3 separate regions of the Homo sapiens genome follow, and regions 2 and 3 are each linked to region 1. A link is a loop called in an ENCODE intact Hi-C map of the cell type or tissue named here. Cell type or tissue: OCI-LY7. All regions are shown on one strand.

Region 1 (8,000 bases):
ACATTTCATTTGCTTAAAGTCTCTTCAGAAAACTTTTTTGACTTACTTCTATAACTAAATCTAAGATATTCTTACTGACTCCTTTTATGTCATAACTTTGTTCTGGAGTCACCCTTGTTAGATAGAGTTGGGTAAGGACATGTAGATGGTACATTTTCTTAGTTCTTGTAGATGTGACAATATCTTTTTGTTGCTTGCTCACATGAATAACAAGATCGGCTTGCTGTAGAATTCATGAGTCATACTTAAGCTTCAAAATACAGACACAGTTCCACTGTCTCCTGGTAATTGCCACACTGACTTTGCATTTTTCTCTACAAGTACGTTAAAATTGTTTTTTGATTATTCATTTAGGAAATTCAAGCGTTTCTGGAGGAAATAGTCATACTTTGGATTCTAATTTTCCTTGGCAAAGGGTGGACACTTTTAGACGCAGGTGCTCATTTCTGGGAACTGCATGTAAATTTCTGACTGTTGTTTTTCTTCAGTTACTCTGGTTTCTTTTTCAGAAATGCCAATCTGGTTCACAAGGCAGCTCTGCGTTCTCTGCCGCCTTCTTTCTCACCACTGTCATCTCTGTTCCTGTTTCCCGGTGTGCTGGGGACTCTCTGGTTTGCCCTCGGCATCGTAGTTCTGTTTTCTGCGCCTGCAGTTCTGCCTTCGCTGCCTGTAATGAGGTTTCGGTTTCGCTATGGCGTTGTGAGCCTCTCTGACCATCTTTCGTGGTCCTCTGCCATGCTGCTCAAGCCAGAAACCCAAATCACGCCCGATGCCTTGCTGCTCCTTATGCCTTCCTCTCGTCCATCCACGGCTGAGGTTGCTTCAACCTCTAGAATATTTCTCTCAAGGTCATTTTGTCTCCATCTTTACTGTCATCACTTCAGTTCACGGGGCCACCATCTCACCCTTCTTTTTGCCGCCCCCCCCCATTGCTCCTCCTAGTCTGTTCTCTATGCTGTAGCTGGAGTTATTGATGTTTATGCAGACATTTAAACATGTGTATGTACAGTTGACCCTCAAACAACATGGGTTTGAACTACGCAGGTCCACCTACACATGGATATTCTTCTGCCTCTACCACCCCGGAGACCCCAAGACCCAGCCCTCCTTCTCCTCCTCCTCCTCCTTAAATTTTCTCCATAACATTTCTTTTTCTTTGGCTTACTTTATTGTAAGAATACAGCATATAATGCATATAACACACAAACTATGAAGTAATCAACTGTTTATGTTATCAGTAAGGCTTTCAATCAACAGAGTACCTGAGGCTTTTGGTCAACAAGTTACATTTAGGGAAGTCAAAAATTATGGGTGAATTTTCAACTGCCGGGTGGGGGTTGGCACCTGTTCAAGGGTCAACTGTGTGCATGTGTATGTGTGTACAGATGTATACATGTGCATACACACACACATATACATACTGAATACACACACACTCACACTCTCAGTGGCTTTCTTTTGTACTAAGAATTCAAAGCACTTTTCCCAGCTGTGAAGCTTCTGCATGAGCTGACACTGCCTATGTCCCCAAATTCAGCTGTGCCATTTACCAGGCACATGGGTCTTTTTTCAGTTCTTCAGGCATGTGGAGCTCTTTCTCACCTTAAAGCAATTTGCTTCCTCTGCCAGGAATATACATGACTTGCTTTCCATATCTGGCTCAGATGAAATACTACAGAAGCCTTTCCTGCCTATTTTATCTGAGTAGGTACTACCTGCCCCCAATCAGCCCCTGGTTTGATTCATTACTAGCAATTATCATTATGAATTATTTATTAGTGCATTGTCTGTGAACCTCACCAAAGTGTAAGCTGCCTCAAAGGTGGCATCTTGTCCATTCTACCCATGTCTGGATTCTCCAGCCCAGCCCAGTGCGTGCCTCATAATGGGTTCTCTTTTTTTTTTTTTTTTGAGACAGAGTCTCGCTCTGTTGCCCAGGCTGGAGTGCAGTGGTGTGATCTCGGCTCACTGCAAGCTCCAACTCCTGGGTTCAAGTGATTCTTGTGTTCAGCCTCCCAAGTAGCTGGGACTACAGGCATGTGCCACCGCGCCCAGCTAATTTTTATATTTTTAGTAGAGACGGCATTTCACCATGTTGGCCAGGCTGGTCTCGAACTCCTGACCTCAAGTGATCCACCTGCCTTGGCCCCCCAAAGTGCTGGGATTACAGGTGTGAGCCACTGGGCCAGGCCTTCATAATGGGTTCTTAATAAACATTTGTTAAAAGCATTGGTTCATCACATATTAGTAATTTTCATCTTTACTTATTCCTTATGATTTTTTGTTTGTTTAATATAGGTTATACCTTTTGATATCCTATAGAGGAGTCCAGCGTGTTGGATCTCTTGGGTCCTCCTGTAGATTATTTTTAGAGTCTTCTAAAGTCTTCTAAATCATTGAGATGAAGTCTCTTTCCTATTTTCTGTAGCTTTACAAAAAACTACCTCCCAGACCCCGCCCCGCCCCATAGAGTTTTTCCTCCCTTATTTACTCATCCTTAAAGGAAGTGACATCTGTAGAGAGCCAGTGCTTGTTAAGAGCGAGGGTGAGCTCATCATCGAGGTCCGGTCCTCCTGTGTGGAGTCCTATCCTGGTGCTCTCGGGGTAGGACAGGTGGGCAGTGCCTGCTCCCAGCCTGTTCCTGATTCCTCACAGTTGCCTACGGAAGCTCTATTTCCCCAAACTTCTAACTTTTCCTGCCTTATCTGATTGTTCTCTGGTATTGTATTCTGAGTCCAAGGAGGGCACGAGAAACTAGTTTCTAACATGCTGCTAAGCGTGTTTCTTTCCTACTCTTCTCTTACTAAGACTGCTTTACTCGTGCGCATTGTTTTTCCTAAAATGCGATGAGCCAGCAGCAGTTTCTTCTACTTTCCGCACAGGTGATTTTTCTTTGCTTGCTTTTTAAGCTCCTTTCTCTGAATGAATATAGATTAAAAGAGGGATGGGACGAGGGGTGGACAGCACTAAGGGTAACTGCATAGCAGCAAGAATGACTCACGTCTGTGTTGCTGGTAGTTTCTGAGTTCAGGTCCTGGGTGCTGGGAGGAGACAGCTGCCTGCAGAGTGGTGAGAAATTCTTCCAATCTTTTTTAGATGCTTCCCTTTTCTGAAGTAAAGCCTGAATATGCCATTAAGAGAAGCTGTGGTAGGTTTTCCTCCCACCTAGTTCCATCTGCCGTGTGGTTAATGAAACATCTTTCCATATTTTCCATGTGGTTATTCATCAAGCCTAGTTTTGGGGATGGTGTGAGTTTTGTTTTGTTTTGTTTTGTTTTCTGGAGGGTGAGAAAAGTTGCATTTTAGGGTTGCTGATAAGATCTAATTAAAACCCATTTTTAAAATATTAGACACTGAGAGAATTTTCCTCAGAATAGCATAATAATGGCCATTAAATATGTGCTTCCCCCACCCTTAATCAGCTCTATACTAGGAATTAGCACTAAAAATATTAGAAGAGAGATGTTATATTTACATATTTGGTTGAGACTAAAGAACTTCTTCCTCTTAGCTGCAATAGACTCTTATTTTACTCTGGCTTTCTCTCCCAATTAAGCTAGGAACAATAACTATTGTCTATTTCCCTTCAATTTCAATCCACCGTTTCTTTTTTATTTTCAGCTATACGTGAACAGATATGGGCTAGGGAAACATAAAAATTAAATAACTTGAGTGGGTCAATAAAAAGGTTATTCTGTTTCTTTCAGGGTTTTTGAGGATTATAATGAATAAAACAGAACCAGAGAAGTTACGAAGCATGTGTTTATCACTCAGCAATAGAGAATTTTAAACAAGTACTTTAAATCATTATTATATATAAAATACATTTATTATATTACTGTACATATAAATATAATAATATATTTAATAGGTGTTTTAAATATAATTTGAGCTTTCAAGCATGTGTTTATCACTCAACAGAAAGAATTTTAAATATATAATGTAAACAATGCTATATAAATACAATAAATATGTATTTTATATACCTAAAAATATTTAAATATGTACTATATATAATTTTATATTAAAACATTAAAAATGTTTTATATTCTATTTATATGGTGTATATTAAATATGTACTGTATATGTTTAAAATATATTTAAAATTCTGTTGCTGATAATACACATTTTTTAACTTGTGTTTTTGTTTTAAGTATACATACATATATACATGATGTATTATCATATGTATATATATGTCACACATGTATGTATTTCTCCATTGTACCGTATTTACTTTTAAAACAATAATCTAGGGACAAAAATTGAAAGCTTTAGCTCCTAGTGACTACAAGCTGTAGACTGTAGGTTGGCACAAAATCTGAATGGGAGCCAGTGGATTTGGTGAGCAAATCCTTGCCACAAGCCCTTTGATGTTCTAAAGCTGAAGCCATTTCAGCTGAAAGCCGGTTGGGGCGCGGGGATTAGGACTGTAGTTTCTAGATTTTGGAAACAGCGCGCCCCCTTGTGGCCATTCACATGCTGACTTCTAAAATTGAGTTCTGAGAGCTCTTCCGGCTTGAGGAGCATCTCTCCCAGTTTGTTTTCTTTCTGCTTTTATACTGTGGCCCTGTCTTTGAGGAAGATTTCAGTCCCCGCTCGCCCCCTCGGTCAAGAAGCCTTGTTTATTGTTATTAGATATCGATGATGTTGACGGACCCTACGTGGAGGGTCTGTGATCAGACAGAAGGGTGATGGGTCAGGACTCACTTCTGCTGCGTTTGACGTCATGCCAGGGTTGGAGGCCAGTAGTGGGGAAGTCACCGGGCTAAGACTCCCAGGACACCAGGTTTGGGTCCCGGCTGTATCATTAACTGGTAGAGTTATTTCCGGTCCAGGGGTCAAAGCCGTAATTTATGTAGCCAAAGGCCTCAAAGATGATTGCTCTCCAGGACGCCTTCCCATTCTCAGAGTCTAGCTCTAGAGTATTTGGGAAGCGGGGTATGTTAGACCCTGGCTTCTGCCATTTTTCCTGGGAGCTTATTCCACAGCCTGGCCTTCTGCGAGTTCAATCATGTGGTTGCCTGGGAGCCTAGTGAGAAGAAAATCCAAGCCCAAGTCCACTTGGAGAACTCCAGCATCATTTTAGTGGGAAGGTGCCATGTCCTCTACATAGGGGCTGGCGGGATGGCAGCTTGTACTGGCGGAAGGGTTCTTGGAAGAGATCCCCAAGGGACACACATTCCTTAAAATGTGACAGGCACAACAAGGGACTCCATTTTAAATCGATCAGATTAAAGATTGTTTTACATTGTGCTCAATGCATGCAGGGTTTGGTTAGATGGGCAAGTTGATGGGAGGTAAACAGGTTGATTTTTGTGTGGGCAGTTTGAAAATATCAAGAGCTTTGAAAATGATGGTTACTTTTTTCTTGAAATTTCCATCACAGAGGCAGAATGTGAGCAAAGATGACTATACAGAGACATTTATTCTGGCTTCCAGTCTGTGGTTAGAAAAACTGGAAGCAACCTAAATGCTTAGCTTTAGGGAAGAGGCTTAAGATGGTGGTAACCAAGGGTTGCTTTTTTTGTTGTTGTTTTGCCATGGATGGAGCCTTTCTTCAGGTGCACTGTTATGTGAAACTCTAATGATGTACAAGGGGATTGATTCAAGTTGGTTGGTAGTGGGGGGTGGTTTCTGTTGCAGCATCTCACCCAGACTGCATGACCCAGCCAGTCCTCAGGCTCCCCAGTGGCAGCTCATGAGGCACTTCCATGGCAAACATACCCCATGACTCAGACAACTGTGGGATGTCAGTATCAGCCTTTCCTTCTGACTGGTGGAAATTTGCACAGCTCTCTCCCTAATTCTTCTGACTTTTCTGTACTTGCCAAATTTTTCATTATGAATATATTACTTATTGCAATAAAATATCTAAGATGTTAAAAATGATGTCAGTTTATTATTTTAGAATTAGAAGTATAATTGTCACAGAAACCACAAAACTTGGGTCAGCCTGGCCAACATATTCTTTCCTTTTTGGCAGATCTTCAGGCTCGTGTGGAAAAACCGATAAAATAGAAAAAGCAATCGGAAGAATATAAAAATCACTGATAATCCCGCCACCTAGAGAAAACTACTGTTAGTATTTTGAGTGTATTTCCCTCCAGCTTTTTTCTATATATGTGTATGTATTTATAATATATAAATAATATACTATATATTAATCAAATACTATATATAATAAATACATTATATATCTTACATAGAACACATTTTATTTATTGTATTATAAACACAGTTTTGTGTCCTGTTTATTTTTGTAAACGTTATATTGTATAGTCCCTAGATATTACCATTTGAAAACATGACATTTAATGGTTTCCTAATATTTAAATCTATTGACAAACATAATTTTATAACCAATATTTCTTCTATAACGGATAGCACAGGATGAACATACCTGTACGTAAATCTTGTCTATATTCGTACTTTTGCCAGTCGCAGTTTCCAAGAACCTATTCATGATGTTAGGTGAGGACTTACTGTACTTGAAAAAAAACCTCCCCAAAAGTAGGTAAGAGACTTTCTTGTAGTCATTTCTCTTGTAGTCATTTGATTGATTAGAAATATATGTAAAATATGGCTTGTTCATCTATTTAGACAATAATTACAAACATACCAAATTAATTTACATTTAAATGTTTTTCATTCGTTTCAAATTGAGCTATGATCTGTGGAATGTCAAGGCGTCTTTTTGCTTTTATTGGCTTGTTATGGACCATCAATATTATGTTGTTAATTAAAGGAAATAACTGGGCTAGGTGTGGTGGCTCACGCCTGTAATCCCAGCACTTTGGGAGGCTGAGGCGGGCAGATCACTTGTGGACAGGAGTTCCAGACCGGCCTGGCCAACATGGTGAAACCCCATCTCTACTAAAAATACAAAAATTAGCCAGGTGTGGTGGCGCACGCCTGTAATCCCAGCTACTTGGGAGGCCAAGGCACGAGAATCAGTTGAACCCAGGAAGCAGAGGCTGCAGTGAGCTGAGATGGTGCTGCTGCACCCAGCACTGGTGACAGAGCAAGACTCCATCTCAAAAAAAAAGTAACTGGTCCTAAGTTTTCTGTGAGCAGCTGTAGTCAAGCAAAGACTGAAAACATTCCATTTTGGAAGGAGAATTAAGATAAAAGCAAGCAAGCAAACGCCCCCTTCCCACCATCCACCCAAATGTATGCAATCTTTTGCTTCACATTTTTGTGTAATGCATGGTGTTTTCAGAATCCTCCTCAGAATCTTGCCTCTCCTATTGCTTTGTGTTATTGAACGCGGACTTGTGCAAGCAGAAGCTCTGCACCTCTTCCTCTGCAGAAGAGGAAAGGAGCTGGGTCCTTTCCTCTTACACACCGGGGCACCTCCTTATTGCCTCACCAACCAGTTTGTTTTACAACTTGCAGGAGAGTATTATTACATCTGAGCACTCAGAAATTAGATGCTGACACTGAGTATTGATTTACATAAAAATCTACATATTTGTGGTTTTTCGAGAGCTACTCACTTGGAACTTTACAAGGTCAGGCATCCCCTGAGCCTAGGACCATGCCTGATACAAAGGGCGTGCTCAACAAAAAGTTGCTGAATTAAAAATCATCTTGGAATGTAAAGGTGACTAGCATTATGGAAATAGTTTATATTGACATGATTATTATTATTTACTTTATTTTTTTTTATTTAGGTGCTCACTCTGTCTCCCAGGCTGTAGTGCAGTGGCGTGATCTCAGCTCATTGCAACCCCCGCCTCCCGGGCTCAAGCAATTATCTCCCTCAGCCTCCCAAGTAGTTGGGTTTGCAGACACGTGCCACCACGCCCGGCTAATTTTTGTATTTTTAGTAGAGACAGGGTGTCACCATGTTGGCCAAGCTGGTCTCGAACTCCTGACCTCAAGTGAACTGCCTGCCTTGGCCTCCCAAAGTGCTGGCATGAGCCCCCGTGTCTGGCCTATGTTGACATTACTCATCCTCCTAAAATAATAATAAAATAACTGGAAAAAATAGCTTG
Region 2 (8,000 bases), 120 kb before region 1:
TACTGTGAGGCTTCAGTTGACTTCTTCTCTTGAGTGCTCGCCTGAGCAGGGGCCCGTGCTGAGCGTTTTGCATGACTTCCCGTCTTCATTCATCACACTTGTGCTGTAGAATAGGCATTCATCTCCATTTCATGTGGAGGAAATGAAGACTGAATGTGAAGATGCCTTTACTTGGCTCATAGTGGCACTAAGAGGCAAGGGCACAAGTTGGGCACAAGTTGAGCCCAATTCTCTGTGCTATGAAGGGGGTCTTTTTTCTTGTAAGCATATCCGTTATCTCAAATGTCTGTCTTCCTCTGTGTTGGGAGCATTCCCTGTGGAGGGGGAGTATTTTAGCCACGCCACTGGTTTCCTTCTCTGCTGTGAGCAAGGTTCACCCCACTCTGTGTCTTTCCTGTTTTCATCCTTAGGCTTACACGTACGACAAACGTCTTGTGTTTATGTCACTTAGAGGGGTGCATGGATAAGACATTTTCCACAACAGGAAATATGTATTGGGCTCTAACACCATGTCCGTCACTCGTCTTTCTAGGACCCGAGGCCTTACACATAGACCGTGCCCTCAAAACTTGGGGTCTGTCTTGTGGAATAAAAGGGGTGACTTCAAGAACACCAGTCTTTATCAGCCACTTGGTGTTTGAAGGTATAGTCTTGGCCTGGAGAAAGCCACAGCACCAGCCTCCCCTGCATCCCCAGTATCTTACTCTGTAAAATCAGAATATGAAAACTTTGCTACCCGCCTACTACCTCTGGGGGGTTGTGGAGGAGATTGCTAAGTTAATATTTGAAGAGGTTCCTTTAATGAAAGGACAAAAGGCTATTTTTATGCCTATCTCCATGTGTGGCTGCAGATATAATTAGCGGTCATAAAGTTATCCAGCCCTGAATGGAAATCAACTGGAGCATTTTCCTGGCGGATGCGTTGTAGTTGAAATGCCACACACAGAGGCGGGGCTGCTTCTGGAAGGAGCACTTTCGTTGACTGTCTCAGTTTCTCAGTGGAAGGGGAGTTATCAGGAAGAAACAGATGCTCCCTGGCTCCTTGGCACCCGACTTTTCAGTTAAGACCTGCTCTTCCCCCAGGTCCTGAATGGAGAAGTTCAGTTCTTTGAGACTTACATCTAAAATGTTTTACTGAGTCATCCTATTTTAAATAAATTAACAAAACAGCAACGGAAGGTTGCCCTGAGTCACGTGGCCTGGTTATCAAAGGGTTTAAGGTAGCTCAGGTCTCCTCCCCCTTCCTTCTTCCCAACACAGACTCAGGGCTTCTTCCTGCATCTCGGTCCCGAATGCCATTCCTGCTGCCCTCCCCTTGCTTCTGTAGCGTAACTAGACTTCCCAAGGCCCATCAAGTGGAAGAAAATTCAGGACTTGGAAATGCACCATTTAAGTTCCAGAGATGATACTCCATTGCCAATAAGGCCATGAAAAACAGAATCATGTTTAAAATCCTTCTGAGAAAGCCTGTATTGTTTCTAAGTGATACTTGCCAGCAACGCAGGAAAACAAGCTAGTCTCAGGATGCCTGGGGTTGACATGGGGAAGGAAAACAAAGGCATTGGGGCAGCTCCTGGACCCAAGCCTCAGACCTTGTCGTCACTTAGAGGAAGTGCCAGGGACGCATGCTTCTGGTTGGTATTTGTGTGAGCTGATAGGCTTTGATGATGGGCTTGGGTGTGTGTGTGCACGTATGCGTTTAATAGCAAGTTCAAGTTCAGTGTAACTGCCTTTGGAACAATAGTTTCCATTCTCTGCAGCCAGTACCTGGGTCACTCCCTTGATAATGGGCTCACTGTACAGCTGTGAACTGTGAATTCAGGGACATGTATTTCTGCCCAGCCTTGAGGTTGCAAGCACCCAGCACATCCACACACCTCGATGAAAGGGGCTTCTGGAATGCCATTTGCACATCTAAATAAATCCACCCTCAACCGTACTGTTTTGTCCGTGTTTTGATGAACCACTGCCAAAGGTGGTATTTAGTCTATTTCAAAGGATTTGTAAAAAAGAAATACACATGGCTATGGAATACAAATTCTTTGGACATCAAAACCCTAAAACAATACCCTTTCCCCACCCAAATCCCAAGTGTACCGTACTATCATGTAACCACTACTGAGACAGAGATTTTAGAAGTGAAGGAGATGAGTGATTTGATTTCAGGAGTCTGAGTTTTCAAACTTGTGCTTTTGGAAGTGCTTTGCATGTGAATGGAAAGATGGTAAGCCCCAGCTGGCCTCCTGCCCCTAATTCAGAGAGATGGAACATGAGACGTTCCTTCTGCTTGAGGCCACTCTGTAACCTGCGTTCATTAGGCTTTAAAGGCCCCCTGCTATTGTAGTTTTGGACAAATAAGCCCAGATAAAAGGTTAAAAAAAAAAGAACCCCCACTATTCTGCCAGATTTCTCCTGATAAAAGACAAAAGCTAGGGAAAGGTTTACACACAGGTAGCCAAGATGAGTTCATTGGCATTCAGGGGTCAAACAGCTAATGTCTGAGTGCCAGTTTGGTTTGGAGGCACAAACTGGTTTTTACATGGTGCCGTTCAGCCGCCTACCTCACCCTGAAACTCCATCCCACAGTACAATGACGTGCCTGGGGCCAGAGTTATCAGAGCAGGTGGGACGTGACTCTGACCTCCCTCTGTCCCCAGGCTGCAGTGGACCCCTCCCAAGGGCAGTTGGGTGACACCATCAGCTTCTTGAGGCTGCTTCTCACTCATTTGCACCCCAGCATGTGAATCAAGGTTGGGTACTACTAGGCTGTCATCCCTGGGATCTCCTCCTCCCCAGAGCCCCACCATCCCGGTGTCAAAAGAACAGGGCTGGGACTGTTGGCTTCACCCCCTTAGGAATGTGTCCAACCACAGGCCTGGAGAGGAGAGCCCGGCCGTGCGAAGCTTCAGGTCAGGAGATGCAGGAAGCTGGCAGGAGTCAGGGGGAGATGCTTTTTCGTGAGGCTGTCTGGCCTCTGGGTCCCCACTGGCCCCATGGGACACTGGTACCACCCCCATTCCCTGTCTGGGCTTGGGCATCACTGGTCCTGCTGTGCAGACAAATGAGGGTTTTGTAGAGGTTTGCTTCTGTGGCCACACGAACAACAGGTGCAGAGGCACTGTGTCTCTGCTTCCGAAAATAGTGCCTGGAAGGAAGGAAGTGGTCAGGCCTAATAGCTGGTTTTAGCAAAAATGTTAAGTCTATCCAAGAACCCGGGTTGTGCCGTGGAAGGATCAAGATGTAGCACATTTCAGAGTTCACATAGTCTGAAAACAGCCTGCTCTGGAGTCTGACCAAGTTTCTTCAGAAGAAAAGCAGTGTGTGTGCTTCTGTTCCTGTAAGCACACTGCCCTTTGGAGGTTTGGTCAGTTTCCCCGTATCTGCTTTATAAACACGTTCAGACAGAGATTGCTGGTGCTGTGGAATGTAGTGTGCTGGGATTGTGCAACTGCTGCCCAGTTAACCCCTTACATGCTTGGCTGGAGAAACACCAATATCACATGCAACAGACTGTGTCGCGAAAACAGTTAATTTTAAAAACACAAATTTTTGTTTTGCAGGTGCAAAAAAACTCCAGAGTGATAGCATCTTTAAGTTTCACTTTTGGTTGGGAAGCATATTTTAAAATCTAAACACCCAAACATCTCTCCACATGAATCATCAGGGAGAGGATATCCAAGATGTTCTGGCAGCTTGGGTTGTGTGTCTGAGAATACTCTTATTCTCCAAATTTTCTCTAATATGCCAGTTCAGAAGCGTTGACATTTCGAATCCACACATTGCACCGGAACTCACTGCCTGAAGTTTCAGGATAATGTTAGCAGCGAGATGGGAGTGCGTTCCTTAATCGGGGGAAGGTGATGACTAAGCCTTTATTCATCCCCAGAATTAACATTGATCCATATTTTCTGCAGAGTTCACTCTGCTGGATCCCAAGGGGACTTCCCCGGTGCTGTGACTCAAGAGCACATGTTTATGCTGCAGTATCTTTTCTCTGGGAAGCTCATGTTTCGAATGTAACTGAGATGCAGAAAAGATTTCACAGGCTCAGCTCTGAAATATTCAGGGTACAAGCAATAGAAATTTTAGTAAAAAACATAAAATACAACCCAAAGCCATTGCTTGGATTTTACCTGATGGTTCCGGGGATCCTGTGCAACACAGCTGATATGGGAAGGAGACCACAGGTGGATTTGTGTCTTCAAACTTTTATTTGCAAAATTGATCTAAAGTAATGTAATTACAGTGCCTTTCTCAGCAACTAAGATATTTAATTAGGATAACCAATCATCTTTTTGCCCAGAACTGAGGGGATTCTCATGAACATGGGGCTTTTAGTGCTAAAACCAGGAACGTCTCAGGCAAACTGGGAGGGGATGTCACCTAAATGTAATGCTGAGTTACATAGCACAAATGATATTTTGTGTTTTTGGAGGATTTTTAAAACCCAGGTAAATGTTTCATGAGGAGGTGTTATTGAGGATATCTTGTCGATGACCCTATTAATGCATGAATTTAATGTGGTGTTTGGTTAAGAAAGGTAGATTTCGTTCATTCAACCCTATGTACTGAATTCCTGCTATTTTCTAGTACTCTTCTAAATGTCAGAGAGTTGTCACAGAAGTGAACAAAACAAAGTATCTGTTCTAATGGAGCTTAAATCCTAGTAAGGTGGACAATCAACAAATAATAAAAATAATCTTTGGGTGACAATCACTGCTATGGAGAAAAACAAAGCAGGATATGGAGTGATGAAGATATTCAAGGCTTTCATTTTAGAGCTTAAAGGATCGATTGCGGGGTTGGCTGTTGTGAAAACCAGCAGTTAGAGGGAAAGAAGGAAAACAGCATATATCAATGGGGCTTAGTTGCAGGAAGCAAAAACCACGCCAGCTATTTTAAGCAGAAAGTCATTGTCTAGAGAGAAGCAGGTGTTTACAACGTCGTTGGGAAGGCTGGAGGAGCCGGCTTGCGGGTGCTTCCACATCTGCCACCACCGTAAAGGGAGGAAATCAGGAGCCTGTCACTGGGAATAGTGACTCCGAAGACACATTGTTTTAGCTGAAATCTGTTCATTAGAAAGTTCTGTCACCACCACTTTAATGTCTCTCGACACCCATGCAATCAGTGGCTGAACTTTGAGACATGGCTTCAGAAAGCCCCGGTGTTACCACAATCATGCTTGCCAGTGTTTACAGCCAATCAGTAGGAAGTGGCTTCTGCCTCCATTCTGACTTCCAAATCTCTTGCAAATGCATATAATTGGTTGAACCTAATTCACAGTTAGAACCCCAGCTGCAAGTGAGACTGGAAAAATGGCTCTCAGAGTTCCCGCCTCTGCAGTAGAGGAAGACACTCCAGAAGGAGTTGAGAATGGGTGCTGAGTGCCTCTTCAGGATGTCTGTCACACCTCAGGAAACCTGCCAGGAATACCAAAGGGAGTGAAAAATCCAAGGTAAGAATATCCAGAGAATGAAATCTGCATCCCATACCTTCCAGAGTAGTTGGGAAAGCAACATATGTAGTGGGAAGAGAATACGTTTTTTGAAATCAGATAAACCTGGGTTCAGTCTGCTCTTATTTGCTGACGACTTTGGGCACATCTCTTTGTATCTATGAGAAAAAGTTTCTCAACATATAAAATGGGGGTATTGACACCTTACTTGCAAGGTGAGAATTAGATAAGATAATGTAAAGTATGAAGTACATTGCAAGCACTCAGTTATATCAGCCACACCATCTGCATATAAAATAGCTAAGATCCATATTTTGGAGCACTGATTCCAAAGTACCCATCTTCTCCCAGACTTCCATGAATTCAAGATTTGACCACTGAGGCTGTCAGAGCTCAGACATGTGACCCCAGTTTCTATATAGCTAAAATTAGTCTTTCCTTCTCTGAGCTATCCCTTTTTTGAGCAAGCCTCATTCTGTTGTCAAGTGGCATAAAAGGAGCTGAGAATTTATTCCTTTCTGGTAGAAGTTGAAGGGGATATAAACCTGCTGGCAGTTAATTCAATTTGATTTTTGTTTTTTAAGACAGGGTCTTGTTCTGTCACCCAGGCTGGAGTGCAGGCTCACTGCAACCTCTGCCTCCTGGGCTCAAGCCATCCTCCCACCTCAGCCTCCTGAGTAGTAGCTGGGAATACAGGTGCATGCCACCATGCCCAGCTAATTTTTTTGTATGTTTTTTGTAGAGACAGAGTTTCACCATGTTGCCCAGGCTTATCTCAAACTCCCGAGCTCAAGTGATCCACCCGCCTCAGCCTCACAAAGTGCTGGGATTATAGGTGTGAGCCACCGTGGCTGGCCAATTTTGTTTTTTAAACAACATAGATTCAAACAAACTTTTTAAGCTTTATAAAGCCACCCAGTAGAATTACATTAACTTTTGATTATTGAAGTGATTCTAATTTGCTTCATTCTGGCCGTTGATACAGTTTCCCTTGTGGACCAGTTTGCATTATAATTCCCACTAGATCCTGGGATTCATGACATTTTGACTCAGCAATTTTGAAATTGGGAATATTTCAACATATTCATAAAACAGAGCCACAAACGTTAAGCTTTTGTGCTTTCTTGGTATCTTTCTACCCTATGCTAGAATCTCACACTCAGGACAGGATGAGGGAGCTTACATGGCAGGTGCTTTGTCAGAACCTAACCTGTGCCAGGCATGAGGGCAGGGCCAGGCCTTCTGTGTTATGTTTGCATAAACAGATTAACGTAGGGGCTGAGGAGGCTCCTGGGAAAAGAGCTAGAAGAGCTTGCAGAGAAGGGATCCCAGGAAAAGAATCTAGCCTGAGGATGGGGCCAATTAGGCTCTGAAGGTGGTAGGAGGTGTTCTTGGTACAGTGTCTTGACGGCTGCCTGAACCCGTGAAGACACCTGCCTGCTTCAAGGGGTGTGTGTACCTTGAAGAGAGAATGGCTGGGAGTGTAAAACTGCCACTTCAGGTCCCAGTCACCCCTTGTATTAGCCCGTTTTCATACTACTATAAAGAAATACCCAAGACTGGGTAATTTATAAAGGAAAGAGGTTTAATTGACTCATAGTTCCACATGGCTGGGGAGGCCTCAGGAAACTTACAATCATGGCAAAAGAGGAAGCAGGCATGTCTTACATGGCGGCAGGTGAGAGAAACCCGTGAAGGCAGAACTGTCAAACACTTACAAAACCATTAGATCTTGTGAGAACTCACTCATTATCTCGAGAACAACATGCAGAAACCACCCCGATGATCTAATCACCTCCCACCAGGTCCCTTCCTCAACAGTGGGGATTATGGGGATTACAATATGAGATGAGATTTGGGTGGAGACACAGAGCCAAACCATATCACCTATATTAAGCAGAGTTTTCCCTAGCTATTTCTTAGTGGCCTGAGCCTGGGTGACAGATCAAGTAGAAGATGAGAACTTCCCCAGTAATGACAGAGGCATATGGCCCGGTAAAAGTTCCTAGACATTCTGGAATAGGACTGCATCAGTAGATGCTATGGTCTGAATGTTTATGTCCCCTCGAAATTCATATATTGAAACACAATCTCCAATGCAATAGTATTAAGAGGTGGGGACTTTGAGAGATGATTAGGTCATGAGGACTCCGCCCTTATGAATGGGTTGATGCTCTTATTAAAAAGGCCTAAGGACGCTTGTTTGCCCCTTTCACCATGTGAGGACAGATAGAAGGTGCCATTTATGAGAAACAGGTCCTCCCCAGACACTGAATTTGCTTATGCCTTCATCTTGGACTTCCCAGCCACCAGAACTGTGAGAAATAAATTTCTATTGTTTATAAATTACCAAGTCTGAGGTATTTTGTTATAGCATCCCAAAGTGACTAAGACAGTAGGGAAAGCAGAAGCCTTAGCTAAGGAATGAAAATTGCCTAAAGGCAGAAAGGCAGTAGGTAGGCCGTTGGCCCAAGCAGTGGCAGCTCCAGGGCTAGGGATGGCAGAAGTGTACTTAGTGGATTGGCACACAAAAGCAGAGAACCCT
Region 3 (8,000 bases), 49 kb before region 1:
ACACTTCAAACAATGCCTGGTTAAAGGTTATAGCCCAGCTTAAGCTGGGTGCGGAGAGGAATGAGGTGGAGCAGAGGAGAAGGTGGGGAGCGCGTGCTCCTTCTGCAAGGCCTAAGTCAGGGGACTCAGTGGCACCAGAACAGTGGTCATCTTGGGAGTGCCAACAGCTGGGAAGGCAGTCCTGGTCGCTCAGGAGCGGGGAAGAAGAGCAGACGCTCAGGTACGTGGGAACCTATTCCAGAACACGTGTGACACAGCCCAGGGGAACCCCCAGAAATAATAGAAAGGTGCTTTGAGGGGTTTAACTTCCCATGTGGGCAGACGGGAAATGCATGCAATTGGTTGTAATTAGAGTATTGATGGAAACTTGCCCCCTTTTTTTGTAGACACACGTGGTTGAAGCCGGGCCCTTCGTTTGAAGAAATGACAATAGATGTTTGCCTGGAGTTTTAGCGTTTACAAAGTGATCCACTAACACCGTCTCATGGAATCTTCACATCAACGGTGGGGAGAAGGTGTTGTAGGCATTACGATCTCTGTTATAGATGTGGAATCTGGGGCTCACTGTTTGGGTAACTTGTCCGAGGTCATGCAGCTAGTAAGACTCAGATACAAATGCAGGTCTCAGAATTCTAAACCAGGGTTTTCCTCTCTGCCTGGCACTCAGGGACAAGGTGAGGGGATGAACTACTCTAGTCCACTGTTATGGGTTGAATTTTATCCCCCTAAAAGATAGGTTGAAGTACCTATGGATGTGGCCTATTTGGAAATTGAGTCTTTACAGATGTAACCAAATTAAGATGAGGTCATTAAGGTGGGCCTTCATCCAAAAGACTATTGTCCTTGTAAGAAAAGGGAAATTTGGCTAGGCATGATGGCTCACGCCTGTAGTCCTAACATTTTGGGAGGCCAAGACAGGAAGTTTGCTTGAGGTCAGGAGTTTGAGACCAGCTTAGGCAACATAGTGAGACTGCATCTTTACAATTAAAAAAAATTTTTTTTTAATTACCAGGGTATGGTGGCTGGCTTATGCCTGTGGTCCCAGCTACTCAGGAGGCTGAAGCAGGAGGATTGCTGGAGCCCAGGGGTTTGAGGCTGCAGTGAGCTATGATTGTGCCATTGCACTTCAGCCTGGGCCACAGAGTGAGAACCCCACTCTAAAAACAAGAAGATGAACAAGAAGAAGGAGAAGAAGAAGAAGGAGAAGGAGAAGGAGAAGGAGGGGAAGGGGAAGGGGAAGGAGAAGGAGAAGGAGGGGAAGGGGAAGGGGAAAGGGAAGGAAATGGAGAAAGGAAGAAGAAAAAGGAAGAAGAAGAGGAAGAGGAAAAGGAGGAAGAGAAACAAGAAGGAGAAGAAGAAGAAGAAGGAGGAGGAGGAGGAGGAGGAGGAAATTTGGACACAGGTGCTCACAGGGAGAAGAAGGCCATGTGGAGACAGACACAGAGGGAAGAAGATGTGAGACAGATGAGGGCAATGCTGCTAACAGCCAAGGACCTCCTGGGGCTACTACACACTGGAGGAGGCGAGAAAGGGTCCTCCCTTCAGGGCTTTGGAGGGAGCACCGTCCAGCTCACACCTTGATTTTAGACTTCCAGCCTCCGGAGTCGAGAGGGAATGCACCGGTGTTGTTTAAGCCACCCTGCTGTGGTATCTGTTATGGCGGCACAGGCAGAAATAGGGACACAAGTGCAGGTTCAGGGCAAGGTGTGCGAGCACACTCAGTCCCTGGCCTCGGAGTCTCTCTGGATGGCTTCTTGCCTAGGGTGACTGACAGAGGGATGGATGATATGAAAAGGCAGCTGTTCTCCTCCCGACCTAACCCCAATTCTTACTCCATGGGTTCATGACAGCCCATTCTGCTGGAGACTGTGTCTTAAAACTTTCTCCCCTAGTTTCTCTCAAGTACCCCTCGTGAGCTGTGATTTCACTGGGCTTTCAACTCTTAGGCCATTTTCTTTGTGCCTTTCTATCAAAGCTTTATATCAACTCAAACCATGTCTATAGTAGTTTTCCATTTTCCTTTTTTTCTTTTTTAATGATTGTAATTTTTTCAAATGGATTATGTATTTTTATATCTTTTTTCTTTTGAATTTACTTCTTTTTTAAGAGCCATTTTTTGTTTGGAGCAAAATTGAGCAGAAAGTCCGGGGAGTTCCTCGCTGCTCCCACACACACAGCCTCCCCGCTGTCGATATCTGGCACCGGAGGGGTCTGACCCTTACAAGTGAGGAGCCTATGTTGATGCACCATTATCACCCAAAGCTCATAGTTTACACGAGGGCCCACTCTTGCTGTGGAACCACGTTCCTTTTCCCCACGTGTTTTTGCATCCCTTTTCTTTTTTCTACCTTCCCAAACCCTGTGATGTTCGGAAGAGCTATGATCCCTATTCTATAGAGAGGACACTCAAGGAAGCAGCTGATAAGTAGAACCAGGACTCAAACCCAGATCTCATAACTCTAAATCCAGCAGTGGTAGTTTTTTCTCTTTAATACAATTATGACACTCCCTTTTGAACTTGTGATATATACCTGCCGCTAACACACACACACACACACACACACACACACACACACACACACACACCTTGAGAGGCTGTTGCCAATTGTTCTTTAGGCATCACACACAGCCCCGGCACACAGCAGGGGCTTAATAGATATTCCTTACATCGAAGTTGAAAGTCTTGTCTCAACATTCTGCTCTCACACACTCGCCTACAAACTCATCAAATAATAGAGCATCGATTCTCATTCTCTCCCTCTCCCTTCCTTTTAAATCTCCTGGGGCTTAGAATCCATAATTTGTGGAATTCCCGCATTCCCACAGGTGTCCTGGGAGGTGGGCAGGGCCAACACTTCAGCAGCTTCTGCAACGCAGCAGACTCCTGGGCCTGATGTGCTAGCTGCCCATTTGCTATGGGCCTTCGCTCCCCAGAAGCACCTCTCTGGGTATGGGGCAAACACCCCTCATTGCTGCAATGCAGCCTCTGCTGGAGTGAAACAGGATGCTTGATTTCTATTGCGTCAGTAGCAACACTGCCCAGAGGTCTAAGAGAGGAAGTCAGAGCAAAGCCCATCAAAGCCCACCCAGAACAGCAGGGAAATTCCAAGTCATCGGTTTCTAGTTCTCCCCATGCGTGTGGTGGCCCTGCTTTGTGGTGAGCCTCCAGGACTGTCCTGCTGTGCCTCTGAAGCACCTGCTCACAGAAGGGTGACCCATTGAGGCATGCAGTGGGTTGATACAAATGTCAACTCCAGCCCCTGTCATCAGCTAAAGGTCAGCAAATGAGTTCTCTGGCATTTGGGGTCTGCAGGAGCAAGTGAGTACTGTGAACACCTGCAGTGTGGAGACCACGTCCATCTAATTGGCGTCTATGGGGCCCAGTGCCAGGCTGGGCCCAAGTGTCGATTCAGGAAGGGTGTCTCAGGATGCAGAAGCCGCCTGATGCGTGCAGAGGTGGATAGGCCTTCAGCCTGCTCTCCTCCTCTGTCCTGCAGACCGGGTGAGTTATGTTAGCCTCTGCTTTCCCTTCCTGTCCTGAGCACAGCAATCGGGACAACCACACATCCTCTGAGAGATGATAAAAATAATGAGACCAAGAAGACTGCACCCAAATCGATGTTTTGTCTTTGCGCAGACCCCATAGTGTGTCTTGTGCTGCAGAGGGAAGCACCTGGCATCTTGGGGCCTCTTCTCTGCCCCCTCCCCACTTTGGGGAGGGGTTTTGTCGGGGGCAGCCTCCATCCTTTGGAATCCTGTCTGTGCTCTGATTCTCCCTGATGGTCTTTATAGCTTTGCATTATTTTGCTTTCAGAGAACAGAGAAATGTGAATAAGAACAGAAACATGGCACCGGTGTCCTCAGCTTCTTCCCCACCTTCACAGAACTGCTGCTGCAAACTAGTAGTTTTGAGAAATGATGAAAAACCTGTGGTTTTCCCCAAATTCCAAGAATCAGAGGCAGATTCTAGGAGGGTGAAGATGGTGTGGGCTCAAAAATGGTCATGCGGCACATCTTCTGAGGAGATATGCTGCCCATTAAAAGGGCAAAACAGGAGTTGGTGTGTGGGCAGTTCCCGCATCACACATAAAGGCTTCACCAGTGAGGCTCAGCCCAGGAACTGCCTGCCCTTGAGGCTGGGGGCTCACAAAGAAAGCTTTCCCCCAGCTTCTGATGTCCATGAAGAGCAGAGAGCATGCTGGTGGTGATTCATAACCCCCTGAAATGTATCCTCAGTTTGCCAGAGAAAAATTTCTAGGACCCACCTAATAAGTTCATTCATTGGTTCCCAGACTCGGCAGGTTTTACCAGATCCCTCACGACTGGTCCCAGCTTCTCTCCCAGCACATTACTTGAAGGTACACAAATAGTCCACTGTGCTTTGTTTCCTCTGTTTCTTCCAATTCTCTCTTCTGCTTGACCAGCTTGTACTTGAAGATCTAGGTTTTGGGAGATTCCCGGGATTGCTGCCAGGCACTGCCTGCCCCCATCTGAGTAAGGGGTGTAAACCCCAAGAGTATCTGAGACAAGTGTCAGTTAATCTAGGATTGTATATTGCCAAGGTTAAGAACATGCCCAGGACACAGCCTTGGGAGGTCCTGACCACATGTGCCCAAGGTAGTGGGCCTACAACTTGGTTTTATACATTTTAGGGAGACATAAGCCATCAATCAATACATGTAACATGTACATTGTTTTGGTCTGGAAAGTTGGGACAACCGGAAGGGGGAGCTTCCAGGTCACAGTCAGATTCAAAGACTTCCTGACTGGCAGTTGATTGAGTTATTATCTAAAGACCTGGAATCAAGAGAAAGGAATGTCTGGGTGATGGTAAGGGGTTGTAGAGATTAAGGTTTTGTCATGCCGATGAAGCCTCCAGGTAACAGGCTTCAGAGAGAATAGGTCATAAATGTTTCTACTCAGACTTAAAGAGGCTGTTCTATCAGTCATTCCTAAAGGAAGGAGGGTATCAAGAGGCTGTTCTATCAGTAATTCCTAAAGGAAGGAGGGTATCAAGACGCACGTCTGGCTCCCCCTTCCCCTCATGACCTGAACTAGTTTTATAGGTTAACTTTGGAATGCCTTGGCTGAGGGGCCATGCATTCAGATGGTTGGGGGCCTTAGAATTTTCTTTTTGGTTTACAGGGACTTGCACTCACAGTGGCCTGGCTGTCTGTCTGTCTGTCTAACCTGGCATTATGCACACACTTTGAGTTATCTTATTCCTGCTCTGTGTTCTCATTGCATGAGATCCTTGGGTGCAGGAACTACGTCTCCTCCTTGTTCTCCAGAGTACAAATTTTTCTTTCAATAACTGTGCACTGAGCTCCAATTTTGTTCCAATGGCTGTGCTAAGCTCTGTAGATGAAGTCGAAAAAAATAAAGAAGTAAAGACATCATTGCTGCCTGTGTTAGTTTTCTAGGGTACCAAAGCACCACAGATAGGGCAGCTGAAATCACAGTAATTGATAGTTTCACAGTTCTGAAGGCTGGAGGTCCCAGATGGAGGGATTGGCAGGGTTGGTTCCTTCTGACAGCTGCGCCTTCCTCCCAGCTGGTGGTTTGCTGGTGATCTCTAGGGTTCTTGGCTTGTAGAAGCCTCACCTTAGTCTCTGTCTTCATCCTCACATGGCCTTCTCCCTGAGTGTCTTTCTTCACATTTACCCCTTTTAGAAGGACACCAGGTTTTTGGATTAGAGGCCACTCTAATGACCTAATTGTAGCTTGATTTGCTCTGTAATGACTCTATGTCCAAAGAAGTTCACACCCTGGGGGACAAGACTTTAAGATATGAGTTTTTAGGGGACACATTGTCCTGAGGCTTGTGGTGTAGCCGGATGGGGGCCGTGGTGCACCAGGACGCACAGGTGCACACTGCATGTGCTCACCTGGGCAGCGCAACTTGCCTGTGCCTGGTAAGCAGGCAAGGCTTCCTGTGAACCGTGAGGGACTTCTGACACCAGAGGGACAAGTCAGAATTACCCAAGTGGTGGGAAGGAAGGGGTGGGGAAGGATGTTTGGAGCTGAAGAAAAGGCATGGGGGAAAGTCCTGAGGCAAGAGAGAGTGTGGTTCCTTTCAGAAACCTCAAGAACATAACTATGGACACAGCACAGAGCAAGAATGGGGACTGGCAGGGCTGAAGCTGCAAGGAAAGGAAGGCCCTGGTTTCAAAGGGAGCACCTTTGTGTCATAATGAGGAAAACTGGACTTTGTCCCGCGGGCAGGGGAGAACTACTGAAGGGTTTTAAGCAGTGGAAGAACATGATTCGTGGCAGCCTTCCAGAAGCTCATGGGCTCCTGGGAAAAACAGGCCTGGGAAGAAATCAGTAATGCTGGGCAGTGAGGCCGACTAGAAACATTCCCTGGGCCCAGTGAGCACAGACGCCAGGGCAATGCCTGTCCCTGGGAGGGCTCGGCCAACGCTGGGAAGTTTGGTTCAGGCCCTTCTGCCTACAGCAGAGAGGCCCAGCACGCTGCTCCTGGGGGTCTTTGCTGGAGGAAGCTGGGAGGCCAGTGCACACCTGGGCTGCGTGCATTTTTGATGTCTTTTAGCTTAAACATGGAGTTCATGTTCTCACTGCTTGTTGCCGCTGTTGCTGCTGTTGTTATTGTTGAGGGAATATGGGGCTGGACTGAGCAACGCCACATGCTGGAATGACCCTAAAAGCCTGCCACCAGTCTCTCTGGAACATCCCTAATATCCCTAGTGTGGGACTCGGGGAAGGGCATTTGCTCCCCAACACCAGGTTAGAAAGTTATCACATGAATAGAAATGGTGGCAGGGGGTTATAAGGAAGGGAAAGGGTGACACTGGCAAAGATCGACAGGAAGCTGGGGTGGGTTTCATGCCTGAGGGGCCTATGCACATCCCTACGGCCCCTAGGAAGGTCACAGCCCCTGAATGAGGAGCAGGACAGTGTAACCAGGGAGGCAGAGGTGTGCCCAGGACGTAACAATTCACTGCATGACCCTGAGAGTGAGTGCCTCCTTGTGGCTAGGGACGACACACTTCCTTTCCAGCACCCAGGGTGGCTGCAGGGCAGCTGAGGAAGGGACTGGGGCAGGCTGCGGGCCCACGTGCGGCCGTGGCCACCATTCACAGCCATTTCCTCTCCTATTGTTTCCTGGAAGCATCATATCCGCCCTGAGGTCGGTGGGGCAGGGATTGTTGACTCTGCTGCAGGTGAGAAAACAGAGCCGGGTGCTGCCGCTGCCCAAGGGGACCAGTGGTGACAGAGCTGGCCTGACTGGGCTGACCTCTCCTTGACCTCTACCTCTCTTCCCAGGGCTCAGGGCTAAGAAGATGCAGTGCCTCCTCTTTTTCCAATCCCTGGAAACAGGATTGGTTAACCTGGCAAGTTACTGTCAGTTGTACCTTAAAAAACCAAAATGGGGAGAATAGATAGGCGCAGGTGTGGCTGCACCAAAGGAATGCTTAGAAACCACGGGCCTCCTGTGCACACAGCAGCGTGGGTGGATCTGAACATTTCAGTGCTGAGTGAAAAGGGTAAGAAACAGCAAGAGACGCGTGGCAGAACACTCCTTAGGAAAATTAAAAATACACACATAAAGTCACTGTATTTTTAAAGAATTGGCACAAATAAAAATACATAAACACATTCCAATGGTTACCCATGAGGAGGTGAGGAGAGTAAAAGTCCATAAAAAACAAACCATGGGAAGGGCCTTGCCCAGCCCTATAGTGACTGTGTGCCATCGAGAGAGGGCTACACGTCCGTCCTCCACCTCTGCGGCCAGAGGTACCAAAACTCCAAACAAATGAACAGACAAAAACCAAGACAACACCCTGAAAACACAGCAGCAGATCATGTGGATCGTGTGCCTTAGGCATTGTTGACAGTAAGTGGCAAGGCAAAGCAGGCACCCCTGATGCTTTACTTTTGTTTGTTCACTTCACAGAGTGAAGCTCCTGATGCTGCCTTAATGAAGATTTATAACATCCATCCATCCATCCATCCATCCATCCATCCATCCATCC

The links. A loop is a pair of places that touch in the nucleus more often than their neighbours do. Peaks named below come from ENCODE experiments on the same cell type or tissue, not always from the same donor. Only the 100,000 strongest peaks of a DNase experiment are listed, where the experiment ranks them.
Region 2: it touches region 1 in a loop (4-fold over the local background); 29 of 110 quality-filtered maps call a loop at or near these places.
Region 3: a loop joins it to region 1, with 3 times the contacts of the local background. A loop is called at or near these places in 8 of 110 quality-filtered maps.

What each region holds. Positions count from the first base shown.
Region 1 is chr4:184,260,792-184,268,791 of GRCh38, reverse strand. LOC105377582 (a long non-coding RNA gene) reads left to right here. Exons shown (of 6, transcript XR_939552.3): 5 at 3,708-3,794; 6 at 5,987-6,163. It overlaps LOC105377584 (a long non-coding RNA gene), which reads right to left and starts at 3,146. Exons shown (of 2, transcript XR_007058414.1): 1 at 3,002-3,146. RefSeq lists enhancers at 1-894, 500-989, 2,890-2,969, 4,148-4,217. In OCI-LY7, CTCF peaks have their summits at 4,267 and 4,469 (motif pointing left); DNase peaks (open chromatin) are centred at 251, 641, 1,461, 4,421 and 1 weaker place; H3K4me3 peaks cover 3,194 bases; H3K27ac peaks cover 4,075 bases.
Region 2 is chr4:184,379,589-184,387,588 of GRCh38, reverse strand. LINC02362 (long intergenic non-protein coding RNA 2362) reads left to right here and starts at 5,283. Exons shown (of 6, transcript NR_125934.1): 1 at 5,283-5,455. RefSeq lists enhancers at 458-1,216, 2,735-3,494, 3,312-4,511, 4,985-5,074. In OCI-LY7, no CTCF peak of the experiment used is centred here; DNase peaks (open chromatin) are centred at 78, 3,158, 4,918, 5,158 and 1 weaker place; H3K4me3 peaks cover 3,220 bases; H3K27ac peaks cover 793 bases.
Region 3 is chr4:184,309,462-184,317,461 of GRCh38, reverse strand. MYL12BP2 (MYL12B pseudogene 2) reads left to right here and starts at 3,133. Exons shown (of 3, transcript XM_047416561.1): 1 at 3,133-3,157; 2 at 3,314-3,502. The coding sequence starts at 3,133. RefSeq lists enhancers at 2,663-2,822, 2,953-3,222, 3,141-3,642, 5,559-5,628, 5,659-5,718. In OCI-LY7, CTCF peaks have their summits at 6,783 and 6,988 (motif pointing left); DNase peaks (open chromatin) are centred at 3,041 and 6,991; H3K27ac peaks cover 1,156 bases.